2 separate regions of the Homo sapiens genome follow, and region 1 is linked to region 2. The links are chromatin loops, found by intact Hi-C in ENCODE. Cell type or tissue: dorsolateral prefrontal cortex. All regions are shown on one strand. Each heading gives the region's core, and the rest is flanking DNA. Links, peaks and the distances in the headings are about the cores only. Region 1 has its middle 110 kb from the start of THY1. Region 2 holds the start of LOC107984398 (a long non-coding RNA gene).

Region 1 (8,324 bases), core at 268-8,267, 49 kb after region 2:
GAAAAGAAATTTCTTTGGTTCATGGTTCTGCAGGCTGTACAAGAAGCATGGCACCAAAGCATCTGCTTCTGGTGAGGGGTTTGGGAAGCTTCCACTCGTGGCAGAAGACAAACAGAGACATATGTGTAGGTCACATGGCAAGAGAGAAAGCAACAGAGAGAGGGGAGGAGGTGCCAGGCTCTTCCCAACAATCCTGTGGGAACTAAGAGTGGAAACTCATTCACTCCCATAAGAACGGTGCTGAAGGTTCCAACCCCACAACACAAACACCTCTCACCAGGCCCCACCTCCAATATTGGGGATTAGATTTCAACATAAGATTTAGAGGGCTCATATAATCAAACCATGGCTGGGTACAGTGGCTCATGCCTGTAATCCCAACACTTTGAGAGGTCAAGGTGGGAGGATCACTTGCGTCCAGGAGTTTGAGAGCAGCCTGAGCAATGTAGCAAGACCCTGTCTCTACAAAATAAAAATAAAACAATTAGCTGGGCATGGTGGTGCATGCCTATAGTTCCAGCTACTCAGGAGGCTGAAGTAGGAGCATTCCCTGAGCCCAGGAGATCGAGGCTGCAGTGAGCCATAATTGCACTACTGCACTCCAGCCCGGTCAACACAGTGAGACCCTACCTCAAAAAATAAACAATACCACCATAGCAGTGTGCATGCACAGATGTTTGTACACATATGGGCATGCATAAGTGTGTAAATAGGCATTGTGCATGCTTTCCTGTGCACAAGAAGTGAGTGTGAGATCCACATGCAAGAGGATCTGTTTCCCTAGCCTGGCCTCTGTGGCTCTGCTCTGTTGCCTCCCCCCTATCTCTTGCCCAGCCTCCCACTTCAATAGACTCCTCCTCGGCTGAGATCTCTTACAAGCTTTGTTTGTGCTGCCAGGAAGCTCTATGGGCGGCTGTGCAGGCTCACCGTGACCAGCTCACTCACCACTCCTATGTGCTGAGCCTCTGCCTTCTGCTCCACCCTTTCTCACTTCCCTCAGCACAAACAGTAGAAAGTCCACCTTGGATCTGCTCCGCATCTCTACCAAGAAAGCAAGTTCCCTTCTCCATCAATAGTCAGCTAGGACCATCCTCCGAGCTCTGATCTCCTGCTAGCCCAGGGTGGGCTTTCCCTCCCTCCTTACAGAGAACAAGGCTCATTCCCCTGCACCTACAGATTGTGTTTCAGGGAAGCTGCGAGTGCCTCTCACCTCCCTCTATTTGAACACAGCCGTAATCCACAGGCCACAGAAGTGAAGAGGCTGGGGCCTCCTTCATTGCTGTCAATTTTCCAGCAGAGCTTATCTGTGTCTTCACACAGTGCTCTCTTGTCAAAGAAGCCAGGGGCGGTGTGTGACAACCAGGTTAAATAAATGCTGCCTCCCTTCCCTGTCCTGTTACTGAGGACAGCCGAGTGTCTCCTTGGCTTCCACAGATGTTGGTGTATTGTCACCTGTCCTTATTTGATTAGTGTCTTAGAGTGCCTGCGGCCATCTCTTCACAAAAAGACAGCAAGAAAGAGGACATGTCTCCGCTGTTTCCTCTTTGCTGCCTGGGCTGCTGGCCCCAGAACGGCGGGGAAGGTGGGACTACAGGGATCAGGGTGGGGGAATGAAGATGCTTTCAAGGGCAGGGAGGCCAGGGGTTTTAAGGACTGCAAGCCAGGGATCGAGGTCCGTGCATTGTTGATTCAGAAACCCTTTCCAGACATCTTCATATCCATCCTCCATCTGCTGTCCTGACCCATGGTGACCTTTCCAAGCTCCTGCAGTACAAGATGAGAGGGGCTTTGTGTTTTCCCTCATTAAGGAGAACACATGCATCCCAGTGAGTCCTAGTGGTGAACGCTGGTGCTACTGCAATGACGTCCTGGATTCTGTTCCTCTGTGGCCCATGAACACAGATGGAACACACCAGGACTAAGAGCCACCAGATAGAGGACCCGGAAGGGAGTGTGGCCCTTTCCACGTGAGCCCCCTCTCCATGGCTGAAAGAAGAGCTCAGAACTCACTGCCTTCTCACATGGGGTCACTGGCTCCATCCTCATGTCTTATTTAATTTTCTCAGGAGTTCTGTGAGATAGTTGGTAATATTTTCATTTTCCAGATAAGAAGCTAAGGCTCAGGAGGCCAAATGACTTCCTTAAGGTAACATAATCAGCAAGTGGTAGAGCCAAGACTCAAAATTGGATCTTCTGACAACTCCATAATTCAGGCTAATCCTGACATTAGCCAGAAGGGCTGGCCAACACCAGGTTGTGCACAGCCTAATTTGCAAGGTCCATTAAGGACAAAACAGGTCAGGTGCAGTGGCTCACACCTGTAATCTCAGCACTTTGGGAGGCCAAGGCGGGAGGATTGCTTGAAACCAAGAGTTCAAGACCAGCATGAGCAATGTAGTGAGACCCCATCTCTGAAAAAAAAAATTAACCAGGTGCAATGGTGTGCTCCTGTAGTCCCAGCTATGCAGGAGGCTGAGGTGAGAGGATTGCTTGGGCCCAGGAGTCCAAGGCTGCAATGAGCTATGATCACACCATTGCACTCCAGGTTGACTGACAGAGCAAGACTATCCACCAGGATATGGTTTGAATTTGTGTCCCTGCCCAAATCTCATGTCAAATTATAATCCCCAATGTTGAAAGAGGAGCCTGTGGGAGGGGATTGGATCACGGAGGTGGATTTCCCCCTTGCTATTCTTGTAATAGTGAGTTTCCATGAGATCTGATTGTTTGAAAATGTGTGGCACCTCCCCCTCTTCTCTCTTCTCCTGCTCTGGCCATGTAAGACATGCCTGCTTCCACTTCCACCATGACTGAAAGTTTCCAGAGGCTTCCCCAGCCATGCTTCCTGTACAGCCTGCAGAACCGTGAGCCAATTAAACCTTTTTTTAAAAAAAAAATTACTCAGTCTCTAGTCGTTCTTTATGGCAGTGTGAGGAACAGACTAATACAAAGACTCTGTCTCTAAAATAAGAAAAAAAAATTAAAGAACAAAACTGGGAATGAGAAGATCTATGTAGCCCTCTCCAACAGGTGTTTTCTGGTACACGCGTTTTCATTGTTGGGTAGTCATGAACTTGGCTGGCTAATATTAGACATAAGTCCCTAGTGAACAATAGCTATAGCACACACATTCTCACGTACACTCACCAAAGTCTGACACACGCACCCCTATGCCTAGGCATGCATGCATCACCTTCTCATCCCCGACCACCTGCATCCCCTGGGAATCCATTTACATCTACTCAACAGAGCGGGGAGAAGAAGGAGATAAACCTGTATCAACACTGTATTTCTATTCCTCTCTCTCCTTGTGAAAACAAAAGAGGAACAGGGCAAAGCCTCATCCAATGTTTATTGGGAATCATCTCGACCTGATCCCGGGAAAATAGGTCCTTTTCAAATCCATGGTTCAGACGCAGCCTTTCCCATGACTGGGAGTGGGGACAACAGGCTGCTCGCCGGGCTCCGTGGCTGGCAGAGGAACTTGGTGGTAAGGCTTAATTATGATTCACAGAGCTGCATTCTGGAGAGGGTTTAGAGCCACTTAATTAGTGTAGGAATATACAGTCGTAATTATCCTGAAATATGGCCTAATTAACCTATGGAAAAGCCAGGACCACTGCTCGGGGATGCCAGAGACATTAGCAGCCTATTAATATACCCAGTCTGGGCCAGGCGCGGTGGCTCACGCCTGTCATCCCAACACTTTCGGAGGTCGAAGTGGGCAGATCACGAGGTCAGGATTTCGAGACCAGCGTGGCCAACATAGCGAAACCCCGTCTCTACCAAAAATACAAAAATTAGCAGGGTGTGGTGGTGTGCGCCTGTAGTCCCAGCTACTCAGGAGGCTGAGGCAGGAGAATTGTTTGAACCCGGGAGGCAGAGGTTGCAGTGAGCCAAGACCATGCCATTGCACTCCAGCCTGGGTGACAGAACAAGACTCTGTCTAAAAAAGAAAAAAAAAAAAAATATATATATATATATAGCTATGCAGTCTGCTATCTGGCACAGCCTTTGGGGGACTCAGGACTGGGGCAGACAGAGGAGAAAGGGTTTGTCTGGGAAGATGAAATGTTTAAGAGGAAAGTGTGACGTGGGCAGGGAAAGGAGAGGGGAGTGATATTTATTGAGGACTCATAAGGGCCAAGCAATGTTTTAGTCCATCTCTTACTTAATCTTCAAAACAGTCCTTTAAGATTGATATTAAAGTTCAGGGAGGTTCATTAACTAACCCAAGGTTACACGGCCAGGAAACATTCACACTGGAATTCCCCTCTAGGCTGTGGCTGCAAAGGCCATGCTTTTTTCTCTCTTCCACACTGCCTTGGGCAGGCACAACAGGCGAGGGAAATGGACTAAACAGAGGAGAGCCCCTTTCAACCCTAAGGAGGAGGCTCTTCTGCCGTTTTAGAAAAGTGGAGTCATTCAAGCGGTTCAAGCTGTCAGTTGTGTTGTGCAGGCTGGACATTGCACAAACCCTAGGAGTCCCATTCACACAAGCTACAGGGAGAATAATGTCCCCTAGAGGGCACAGTGTATGGCCTGCACGGCCATTCACAGCAGCCCTGGGAGACTGCCCTACATGACCCTTTAACTTTCCTTCCTACCCAAGAGACCACTTCCAACTCTGGCTCTGAGCCCAGATATTGGCCCAAAGCTAGAGAAGCTACCTCTGGGATAATCCTTCATGAAGCAGAATTTGGACCCAGTCCTCTCCTGGGGAGACTCCAGCACCCAGGGACACTCAGACGCCAGGACACAAGTTCAAAGCCCTCCAGGGGGAGCCCGAGAGCCGGGCGTGCGCCGCAGAGCCTGTCTGGCCAGCAGGTTGAGGAATATTCCAACAACGTCCTCATTCTTCCCTGATCAAAGGAGCCAGGATTGAACCTGCTGTAATCATCCGTCGGGGAGTTTGCTTAAAATTCCCCTAATTATGGGAGAGCAGAAAATTGCTACGCCTCAGACTGAATAGAGAAATCGAAGGCGCCCTGCTCCCAGCTGCCTGGGGGGGGAGACACGCCAGCATGGGAACAGAAGGCGGTGGGGGGAGGCGAGGGGCAACTGAGGATGGGCGGTGGGAGAAGAACGGTGTGCTGGTCCATGCCAGGGAGCGGGAGAGGAAGGGAAGGAGCCAGCTGCACTGGGGCTGTGGTGACTGGCTCAGGTGAGGCACACTGCCTCCCCTCCAGACAGAAGGGTGCAGGGGTGAGGAGAGCAGGCCTGTGGGGAAGAAACAGCCAGCAATGCCCCCTCCCATGGCTGGAGCTGGCTTTCTGGAGAGGCTGGGGACCCCCAACTCTGGCTTAGTTTGGACTGCGGGCTCTGGAGCATCCTCCCTGCCAGGGGTGGGGAAGGGAAAGGGCTGGAGGAAAGGTCAGGGAACAGGCCGGCAGGGCAGGGCTCATCCAGGCACCCTGCTGTGGGCTCAGCCCTGTTCCAGGCACACTGAGCGGTCTAGAAGAAGGAGAAGAGGACCAGATCTCTGCCCTCAGAGGGTCTCCTTCTGAAAGGGGAGACCGGGTGAGCATCTTAACCTAAAGTAAGATTCAAAGGCACCGTACACACCAGTGCCTGGCCCTCACAGTTTCCTGAGCTGTAGGAAGCGGATGGGAGTGCACTGAACTGCATGGATCAGAAGGGGAGGCTTGCTGGGCAGGCAAGTGCCAAGCAGAAGGAAGGGGCAAAGGAGGAAGGGACCGGAGAAGGGAGGGAGAATTCGAAGGAGCCATGCAAAATAGAAGGAGATTATGGCGGCCACGTTTTGGATAAGGGGGCCAAGGCCCAGGGAGGTGGGGTTACTTGCCCAAACTCACACAGCCCATCAGTGGCTGAACTGGGGCTCAAACTCAGGTCTCAGACTCCTAGTCTGGTGCATTACACAGCCATGGAGGCAGGGGGTGGGAGTGGGGGTCTGGCCAGAAGGTGGGATGCTGGAAAGAGTGTGGGGACTTGGGCTTAAAGATCCTGCTGCATCAGCAGTCCGTTTACTGACAAGTTGACATTGATTCTACAGGAGAAGCAGTGCTCTAAAGGGTCTCTCCTTTGCTAGACCTGCCCCATTCATGAGCTCTCCGGGGTCCCCACCCCAACAGCTCCCCTACCAGGGAGAGATATACCTGGTGTCCCTCCATTCTCTCACCTGTTTCCAAGGGCCTTCTCAGTTCCTCCTGCAAGTCCCCAGCAAGTGCCTAGCTTTGGTCCTCTTGGGGCCCCAACTACACTATGTTTTTATCACTTACAGTGTGGCGAGGGGTTGAGATCCTGGGGTTGCAAGTTACAGACACCCACTCAAACTAGCATTTCAGCCCAAAGAGGCAATTTACTGAAAGAACTTAGGAGTGTCTTGTAGAAGCTAAAGGCAGGAGTGTGGTGGAGCCTCAGCAAGGAAGGATTGAGGACAGCAAAGCCACCAGGCCCTGGGAATTCCAGGTCACCATCTCTCCTGCACACCTGCTTCATTTTTTTCTGTGGGCAGACCTCATGACCCAAGGTGACCACCCACAGCTCCCAAATGTATGTGGAATAGACAGAGAACTCTCTGAAGAGACTGTCCCTGCGCCCTGACTCCAGTGCCCCAAAGACTGAATTCTCATGGGTCCAGCTTGGCTCAGGTGCTTTTTCTAATCCAGCCAGCATCAATTCAGGGGGTTGGGTCACATTGAACAAATGGCTTCGATGTGCTCACTGCTGTGTGTGAGCAGGATGGATCAGGGTTCGTGGATAGTTGGAGAGTTAACTCCAACAATTGTCCATCAAGGTAGTGAAAACAGGGCTGGGCTGTGGGTGTGCAATGGACAAGGCCTTGGGCCTGGACACGGGGGTGTTACCTGTTGCAGCAGGTGTTCTCCAGATGGTTGAGGCCTTCGCGTGCACCTGAAAGGTGAGTTATTCAGTGTGTCAGATGCTGCAGCTCCAGTGGCCAGCTGTGGTGAGGCAAATCCTCACGTGGAAAACTAGAAATGAAAGGTGGGGGCTTCAGCCTGGCCCCCAGACCTGCAGGTGCCAAGATCCTGATGGGCAGCACCAGGCGAGTCCGGGAAGGTGGGAGCATTGGCACAGGGCCCGCTGGGAAGGCAGACCAGCCCCCAGGGCTCCAGGGTGGTTGTCTGAGGCTGGGAAACCGGTACTTTAAAAACTTGACTATTTTCATGCTGTTTGTATTTGCTGTAATTACTTCCCTTTTGTTCCCCCTTAGTATTTATGGAAGTTCTTTGTGAGAATGCCAGCAGATCCCAGCAGTACTGAGAGAAACCAGCAACGGGGTCTCTATCTCCTCCTGGGCTCATGGTAAGAAAGACAAATCTCCCACAAGCCTGGGAGTGGAGGTGGCCGGAACATGGCTGGACATGGAGGTACTGGAGTTGGGGGGGACCAGGATTGCAGCCAGCAGGGCTCCTGCTCCCCTGGAGGGCCTCTCTTTGAGCTCTCTTTTGAACCTGGGGTGTCTCTGGGCTCCCTGGGAACAAGTCTGTTGTCCTGGACTCGACTGGGCTGGCTGCTAGAACTGCCCACATACTTTCGGCCTCATCCTGGGGGTGGGGGGCAGGCAGCCTAAGCAAGCCACTCTCAGGCCAGGGCTGGGTGTGGACTCCTGAGGAAGCTGCTCCCTGTGATCCTGGGTGCCCCTGGGTGCTGAGGCTGGGAGGAGGGGCAGCAGTGTAACCGTAAGAGGTTTGTTGCCCATTGTGCATGACAAGTCAATATGCTGAAACACCAGGTTACATCAGAGAAAGGGTTTAATTGTAGGGCCACCAAACAAGGAGACAGAAGGAAACCTCAAATCCGTCTCCCCAAGGAGTCTGGGGCTAGGGTTTTGAATGGTTTTGGAGGGGGCCAGAGTGTGGAGATTGTCGATTGATTCGAGTACAGGGTGAAGTTATGGGACAGGGAGATGAAGAAACTGTGTTCTCACCCGGACTCGGTTCCTCTTTAGGGGTCTTCAAAATGATTGGTGTCAGGTGTTTCACTGGAATTCAGGATCTGCTTAAGTAATTCTTAAACAAAAGTCTTATGACTCTAACACCAGATATCTTATCTATAGGAACAACTGGGATGCAAATGGCCAGTGTCAAGTTCTACGTGACTGTCGGTTACAAAGGAGTGGGTCAAGTGCAGCCTGATTAATGCTTATCACCATATTTCTGTCCAGAATTCTTGTTCACCCTGTGAGAACGGCTTCAGCAGTGGCTTGACTGGATTAGCAGAGGTTCTGCCCAGGGTAGGGGGCCCTGCACTGGGACCCAGAGAATGGGAACGCAGACCCCTGGGATAAGTTCTCCCTTGATCCTGGTCTCTGCTGGGTTCCAAGTCTTCCTTCAAGTTCC
Region 2 (8,324 bases), core at 235-8,234:
TTTTGTGCTGCTCCCACAGAATACCTCAGACTGGGTAATTTATAGTGAATAGAAATTTACTGGCTTATGGTTCTGGAGGCTGGGAAGTCCAAGACTGAGGGGGTGGCGTCTGGTAAGCCCTTGCTGCACCATAGCATGGCAGAAGGCATCACATGGGTGAGCGAGAGAGAGCGGGAGAGACAGAGAGAGGAGGTGGGGGAGAGAGAGGGGGGAGGAAGAGGGTGAAGACAGAGAGAAGGGCTAACCTCTTTTTATAAGGAACCCATTCCTGAGACAATGGCCAATGGCATTAATCCATTCATGAAGGCAGACCCCTCATGGCTAACCACCTCTTAAAGATCCTGCCTCTTTCTTTTTCTTTCTTTCTTTCTTTTTTTTTTTTTTTTTTTTTTGAGACAGAGTCTTGCTCTGTCACCCCAGCTGGAGTGCAATGGCATGATTTTAGCTCACTACAACCTCCGCCTCCCAGTTTCAAGTGATTCTTCTGCCTCAGCCTTCCAAGTAGCTGGGATTACAGGCACACATCACCACATCCAGCTAATTTTTGTATTTTTAGTAGAGGTGGGGTTTCACCATGTTGGCCAGGCTGGTCTCGAACTCCTGACCTCATGATCTGCCCATCTCACCCTCCCAAAGTGCTGAGATTACCGGTGTGAGCCACCATGCCCAGCCTCTTTTTCTGTTTTTTTAGAGACGAGGTCTCACTCTGTTGCCCAGGCTGGGGTACAATGGCACAATTATAACTCACTGCAGCCTCAAACTTCTAGGCTCAAGCCATCTTCCCACCTCAGTCTCAGCCTCCCGAGTAGCTGGCACCAACTACCTGCTAATAGCCATACTACAAACACCCAGCTAATTTTTTATGTTTTTACTTTTTGGAGATGGGGTCTCATTATGTTGCCCAGGCTGGTCTCAAACTCCTGGCCTTAAGCGATTTTCCCACCTCAGCCTCCTAAATAGCTGGAATTACAGGATGAACCACCGTATTAAGAGGCTCGCCTCTTAATATGGTTACAATAGCAATTATGCCTCCAACACATGCTTTTGGGAGGGACACATTCAAACCATAGCAAATACCTTCTGAAAAGTTGACCTGAACATTTACATAAGCTGTCACCCGGGAACTTATCTTCTAATGCAGGTGTAAATGACTATTAGAGATACTTTGCTGAAAACTTGGTGAAGAAGCAGAGAGCATGAGGATGTTAAGCCCCTTTAGAGAGTAGAGAAGGTGTGGCACGGGAAGGGAGAGCTAGCTAGGATACTGAGGAAAGGCTGAGTCTTCTTCACACAGCTTGGTGAAGGTTTCCTCGGCACCCAGATCCCAGCCTCTTTCTTGCAATGGATCAAGATGACTTGGTGACATTCTCTGCCACCCTAACTTCCATCTGATCATATTTTCCCCGCCTACACCATGTTTTAAGCTTAAGGAATAGTTTTAAGTGGATTCCTGCCCGCTCCCTCCAGCTTTCTCATTCTAGGGCCCCCCCTGGCTTTTTTTTTTTCCTGGGGTGGGGGAGGCGGTTGAGACCTGCTTAATTTATTCCAATGACACAACCGTGATCCCAAAGTGTGCAAAGTTAAAGCCTTCAATTGCAGCTGAGCAGAGGGCAGGAATGGTACACCTGGGGATGGTGGTGAGTCAGGAATGACAGGCAGGCGGCCATGACCAGGGCAGCCTCCTCCCCACATGGCCAGGGACAGGGGAGTGGCCTGAGGAGCAGGACCCAAGGGTAGCCCCGGGCTGGGGAAGGGGGCAGAGACCTCCCCTTGGCCTAGGGCCACTTTGATGGCCCTGTTCCGTGTGGCATGGGTGGGGGGGGCGATTCATCCGCTACTGTATGTGAAGAAGCTGGGAAGGTGGGCTTGGTGAAGGAGTAGTAAGTGTCACCTGGGCTGGGAGCTAAAGAGTAGATATTTTCTGATTTGAGAAGACATCTGAATGAGACCAGATGGAAAAGGCATCCATCTCTTGATTTGTACAGGTGAATTACCCACACTGCGGCTTCACTGGGGGCAAATTATCCACATTCATGTTGAGAGCATCCTCCCTTCTGTTTGTCCTATACTTTCAAGAACTCAGAAGAACCCACACAATCTCAAACAGTTCATGGAGTAAAAGGCAGTCAGTTCTAAGGGAAGCTGGCGCACCCATCGGGCTGTCCTTGGCATGGGTAGTAACATTAAGCAGGCTGATGGGAAGGAAGGTGGGGACCCCTTAAATTCTCCTATATTAACCCTCCAAAGGAGGTTCTTCATTCCAGCCTTTTGAGAGCCTGAGTCTGGGATCACTCAGGTTTATCCCGGGTCAGTCCTTCCAACACCTCTTCATCTCAAGTAGCTTGGATTAGCCACTTCAACACCCCACTGAGTTGGCTTCAAGCAATAATCTGGACAATGAAGAGAGGATCAGGGCCACTCCACAGCCTAGAAAGTGTGGTTTCTGGGCCCTACCCAGCTTCAGGGCCTAAAAGCCACTCTTAGCTCTTCCCAAGATATCTCCAGAATCAGAATGAGAGAGCTGCATGGAAGCGACCCCAGGCCCTGTGCGGTGTGGTCAGAGTCCAAGGCCAGGGCGCTTGCCCCAGTCACATAAATGGTTAGCAAAAGCCAGGGTGCGGCCCTAGTCCCACCCTCCCCCAGCCCCGAGGGGTCCTTCCAGAACTGCCACCTGAACAGGTGGCTGCTCCGGTGCTGAACCCCTGCCGAGCTGCGGGTGACCTTGGACATCCACCAAAGTCCCTGCGGCGGGGGGCGGGGTCCGCCCGAGCTCTAGCTCGGTATAGGGGGCTGCCGCAGCCTGATCACGTCTCCGCCTCCCTGACTGGGCTGGCTCGTCGCCTGCTGCTCCCTGGCAGCTGTCTGCCGCTGCCGGGAAGGTGATTGCCATGTTTGCAGCTCCTTTCCTTGTTTGGAAAGATCTGGAGGCAGGTGAGGCTGCCGGGAAAGCGCGACTGACAGGTTGTGATCTGCAGGTTTCGGCGCCGGGCTCCGAGCTCCAGGCAGTCTGGGGAAGGCTGTCCGTCTGCTGCGGGCTGCGTTCTGCCTCTGCGCCCCGTACGTGCCCCCTCTCGCGGACCGGGTGCCGGCCTTTTCCTCTGGGCCCCGCAGGCCCCCCACAGCCACCAGACCCCAGCCAGGGTCGCCTGGCCCTCCCTCTGGACCCGAGAGACCCCTAAACAAACCCCCAGCCCCACGAGCCGCCCTCCTCCACGGGCAGTCCTTCCCGGTGTCTGACTCAAATCTCCGGCTCTGGCACGACGCCGCGTCTCTGTAGGAAGGAGCATTGTGCGGTCGTGCCGGTTCCTTCCCGCGCACTTGGAGGGACCCACCTAGCAATCAGTCACGCTGGCATTTTTCTCCGAGCCGACAAGGCAATTTGTGAGGAGCAGGGCTTTCTCGCCGGCTGGATGCTAAGTGGGAGCAGAGGAGGTGGGCGTGGGGGGCGTTCTAAAGAGATACCCAAATTAAACATCCAATCTGCCATGTCCTGTGTCACTCAAGGCGATTCATTTTCTCCCTGGCTCCCGCTGGGGCGGCTCCCAGAAGCGCCAGGACGTGGAGCTGCGGTCGTTGGCGGCGCGTCGCCTCCTCCGCGGAGAACAAACGGACGTCCCGCGGCCCCCGCCCCACCGCAGCTCTAAGAGCCTGCGCCCCTGAGCTCCGCCGCGCGGAGCCGCGGAAGAGGGAATCGGAGGACACAATGGGCAGGAGGAGGGGCTTGGGGGTTTCTAGGCGCCCCCCCTCTTCCATTATCTGCCTCAATAACTCAGCAGGAGGTTGGGCCGGAAGCTGAGGGTTTGTGCGTGGCTGAGTTTGCACATTCCAGAACCTAGAAGTGGCTCCCATACTGCCTTCTAGGCCCCGCGTGCTGCTCTGCTCTGAGTTGGAGTCCTCCTCCAACCATCCAACTAGTGCCCAAGCCTGCCATTCCTGCATTCAGGCCAAGGAGGAGGGGCTAGGGGCTCAGAGGATGCAACTCTCACCCTTGCAAATGGCATTTTTTTTTTTTCTGAGACAGAGTCTCACACTGTCACCCAGGCTGGAGTGCAGTGGTGCAATCTTGGCTCACTGCAACCTCTGCCTCCTGGATTCAAGCCATTCTCCTGCCTCAGTCTCTCGAGTAGCTGGGATTACAGATGCATGCCACCACGCCCGGCTAATTTTTGTATTTTTAATACAGATGGGGGTTCATAATGTTGGCCAGGCTGGTCTTGAACTCCTGACCTCAGATGATCCACTCGCCTCAGCTTCCCAAAGTGCTGAGATTACAGGCGTGAGCCACCACACCCTGCCTGCAAATGGCTTTTTGATGAACCCCATGTGTGCAGTGTTGCTCCCCAAGGTCCCAAGTTTCTCTGGAGAACATCCCCACTCAGCCAGGAGGAGGCGCTCTGTCCAGGTTTGGAGAGGTGAAAACATTTCCCAGTGGAAAACCAAAGATGAGTTGGCCTCAGAAGACCAGGGAGGAGAGAGAAAGGAGGCAGATCCCAGGAGTCCTGACTCCCAGTTCCCGAGGGCTCACAGCTGGCTAATGGCTACTGCAACTGGGTTACCTGCAGCTCACCTCCCAGGTCCCACCTCTCCCCAGGTCTAAGATCAAAAGCCCTGGCTCTCTAGAGCTCATCCTGTCCAACCTTGCTGCATCCAGAGCAACCCTCCACTAGACAGGCTGCCAGCACCTGAGCAAGAGAAGAGGGGCAGGGAAACATGAGAAAAGACGAAGCATGAGGCTGGGTTTCCTTTAAGATTGCAGTTTGGGCGCAGTGGCTCATGTCTCTAATCCCAGCACTTTGGGAGACCAAGGCGGGTGGATCACGAGATCAGGAGATCGAGACCATCCTGGCCAACATGGTGAAACCCCATCTCTACTAAAAATACAAAAATTAGCTGGGCGTGGTGGCATGCACCTGTAGTCCCAGCTACTCAGGAGGCTGAGGCAGGAGAATCGCTTGAAACCGGGAGGTGGAGGTTGCAGTGAGCTGAGATTGCACCACTGCACTCCAGCCTGGCGAAAGAGCGAGACTCCATCTCAAAAAAAAAAATAGATCTCGGTTTGTGCCCAGGTAAGAGAAGGAGCAGACACCACATTAGATTCTGGGCTCCTTCACCCAGAATGGCAGCAACATATCTTTGGCTCTATACATCTTGTGCTGGCTTCTAGTCTCGTCTCTGACACTAGTTTTCTCTGTGAATTGTAGGAGACCAAAATATGACTGTAGGGGACCAGAATATACCACCCTAGCATATGCCTCTCTGGCATAAGGATTATTTTGAGTTAATTATTTTGAGAATCTGCAGACACAGGAGAAACTGAAAACAGAGTAGAAGTTACCCTTTCATATGGGAAATTTACATTTACAAAGGAAATCTCCCTTTGTAAGGATGTCTCCCTCTCTGTACCAGGAAGAGAAGGATGTCTCCAAATCACTAGAGACTTATCAATGGATAAGCACTGACTTTAATATGCATAGCAAACCTTACCCTTGTTTACTGTGCTTTTCCTGGTCACCTCCCCATAACTGGCCTCCCTCATACCCTTCTTTCTTCGTTTCAGCTGAAGATGGTATTTCAGCCTGAATTCTAAACCACTTCCTTGAGATGTACTCCTTTTTCCCTGGGCATCTCCCATGTGTACATGAGGTATAGAGGTTAATAAACTTCTGTTTGTTTTTCTCTTGTTAATCTGTCTTTTGTTACAGGTGTTCCAGCCAATGAACCTAAGAAAGGTGGAAGGAAAAGGTATTTTTCCTCCTCTACAGAATCTGGATGACCCAGGGGCTCCTGTCTTCCTTAGTTTCCTATTTCTAAACAAGGACTTTGAATATTGATGCCTGAGCGTTTTTTCCAAATTCTTTTCTCACTGAACTCCCTCTGAGCCCTTGCCTCATGGTGTGGGGCAGTAGAGAACATGGTGAGAAAAGAAAAATAGCTCAGAGCGGTCTAAGCCCTGCAAAACTGATCAGGCCCTGAGAGACAGGAGTTTGGGAATTCAGTCATACACATCCCTCCTCATACTCCACCCAGGCCCAGGAGCAATTGTTCAAAGGGATTCTGTTCCTGACTAGCTGCCTCACCCATTATCTTCAGGTTCCTAAATTTGTGATACAAAGAATAGCAAATGACGAATGAACAGCTTATGTTGTTGTTATTATTATTATTACTTGTTTTTTAGAGACAGGGTCTCACTCTGTTGTCCAGGCTGGAGGGTAGTAGCATGATCATTGCTTACTGAAGCCTCAACCTCCTCTACTCAAGCAATCCTCCTGCCTCAGCCTCTGGAGTAGCTGGGACTACAGCCAGGTACTACCATACCCAGGTAATTTTTTTTTTTAAGACCCAATCTCACTCTGTCACCCAGGCTGCAGCACAGAGACACGATCTTGGCTCATCAAAACCTCTGCCTCCCAGATTCAAGCAATTCTTGTGCCTCAGCCTCCCCAGTAGCTGAGATTACAGGCGTGTGCTACCACGCCTGGCTAATTTTTTGTATTTTTAGTGGAGACAGGGTTTTTGACATGTTGCCCAGGCTGGCCTTGCTCTCCTAGGCTCAAGCAATCCACCAGCCTCAGCCTCTCAAAGTGCTGGGATTACAGGTGTGAGACACTGTGCCTGGCCTTTTTTTTTTTTTTTTTTTTTTTTTTTTTTTATAGAGACAGGGGTCTCACTCTGTTGCCCAGCTTATCTTAGTGTAGATTCTTGGTAAACAACCTGTGAACTGCCTCTTCTTTTCTTTTGAAAACCCACTTGTAACTGCTGCTAATTAAGCTTATATTCAGGGCAACTTAAATCTATGCTCCCTGATTGCAGTCTTCGAACTTGGTGCAAACAAACTCTCTTCTTATATTAATTTTCCCTCAGTTTTTACCTTTAGGGCAACAATGGGGAAGAGAATCCTTGAGGTCAATGACACCAGGACAGCTCAGTTGCAAATTCCTTGTCCCTTCATCCTTAGAAATGCGCCAGTAACCTCTCTGTGCCTACTCGGGCTTGGGAGCCTGCCTGATTTAAAAAAGAAGGAGAAGGAGAAGGAGATGAAGAAGGAGAAGGAAGAGGAAGAAAGAAGAGAAAGAAAGAAGAGGAAGAGGAGGAGGAAGAAGAAGAGAAAGAAGAGGAGAAGGAGGAAGAAGGAGGAGGAGGAGGAGGAGGAGAAGAAGAAGGAGAAGGAGAAGGGAAGAAGGAAGAAGAAGAAACAACTTGTCAGACTGAGAGACCTGACTTTTGCTTTGGAAAATTGGTCCTGGAAGTTCAGAGCATTTACTGTAAACCTCTCCTGGGTGATCAGCGAGGAGTTGGGAGCCTCTTGCTCCCAGCATGTATGTTGACTCCAAGGGAGGTGGTGAGTTGCTTAAGGCTGGTGGTGGCTAATCAGGCCCAGAGACAAGGCACCCTGTCTCCCAGGCCAGATGCTTCTTCTACAGTGTTGTAACTGCAATAGGTCCATGGCCTGATGCATTCAGCAAGTCACCATGTAATTGCCCAGTGGGTTCTTTCTGCCTGCTGCACAGACAAAACCCATTCACTGATACTGTGGTATTATAGTAAAGAATTTAATTAATGATAGGCCAGCCACATGGGAGAACTGGAGATTGCTCAAATCAATCTCCTTGAAGGCTTGGAGGTTAGAATTGTTCAAGGATAGTTTGGTGGGCAGGGAACTAAGGAATGGGTGCTGCTGATTGGCCAGGGATGCAATCACAGTGGGAAACTGTCCTCATCCACTGTGTCTGCCTCTGTTTGGGGTGAGGGCACAGGACTGGTTGAGTCGTGAATCATTAAGTCCAGGTGGGCTCAGTTGGTTGCCAGAATGCAGAAGTCTGAGATACATCTCAGAAGACTAATCTTAGATTCTGGGATCGGTAGTGGTGGTATCTGTAGGAGCAATGGGGAAGTCACAAAACTTGTGACCTCTAGCCACAACAATTCCTTAGCAATAAGAGATGATGGAAACTATGCCCTACATTTTTTTTTGTTTTTTTTTGAGACGGAGTCTCACTCTGTCACCCAGGCTGGAGTACAGTGGTGCAATCTCAGCTCACTGCAACCTCCACCTCCCAGGTTCAAGTGATTCTCCTGCCTCAGCCTCCCAAGTAGCTGGGACTACAGGCATGAGCCACCATGCCCGGCTAATTTTTTTTTTTTTTGTATTTTTAGTACAGACAGGGTTTCACCCCGCTGGCCAGGCTGGTCTCAAACTCCTTACCTCGTAAACTGCTGCCTCAGCCTCCCAAAGTGATGGGATTACAGGCATGAGCCAACGTGCCCGGCCCCGCCCTACATTTAAGCAGAATTCAGGCCCCTTCTATATTTGTAATCTTGTGGCC

What was found. A loop is a pair of places that touch in the nucleus more often than their neighbours do. Peaks named below come from ENCODE experiments on the same cell type or tissue, not always from the same donor. Only the 100,000 strongest peaks of a DNase experiment are listed, where the experiment ranks them.
Region 1: a loop joins it to region 2, with 2.3 times the contacts of the local background. A loop is called at or near these places in 3 of 110 quality-filtered maps.

Annotation. Positions count from the first base shown.
Region 1 is chr11:119,530,473-119,538,796 of GRCh38, reverse strand. No RefSeq gene overlaps it. Among named protein-coding and RNA genes, the nearest start is that of THY1, 110 kb to the right of the region's middle. RefSeq lists an enhancer at 4,611-5,140. In dorsolateral prefrontal cortex, for the core only: CTCF peaks have their summits at 4,552 (motif pointing right) and 4,752 (motif pointing right); a DNase peak (open chromatin) is centred at 4,776; H3K27ac peaks cover 690 bases.
Region 2 is chr11:119,579,813-119,588,136 of GRCh38, reverse strand. LOC107984398 (a long non-coding RNA gene) reads left to right here and starts at 4,988. Exons shown (of 2, transcript XR_001748412.2): 1 at 4,988-6,303; 2 at 6,862-8,324. RefSeq lists an enhancer at 2,015-2,829. In dorsolateral prefrontal cortex, for the core only: no CTCF peak of the experiment used is centred there; DNase peaks (open chromatin) are centred at 2,951, 3,327 and 3,696; H3K4me3 peaks cover 1,610 bases; H3K27ac peaks cover 2,040 bases.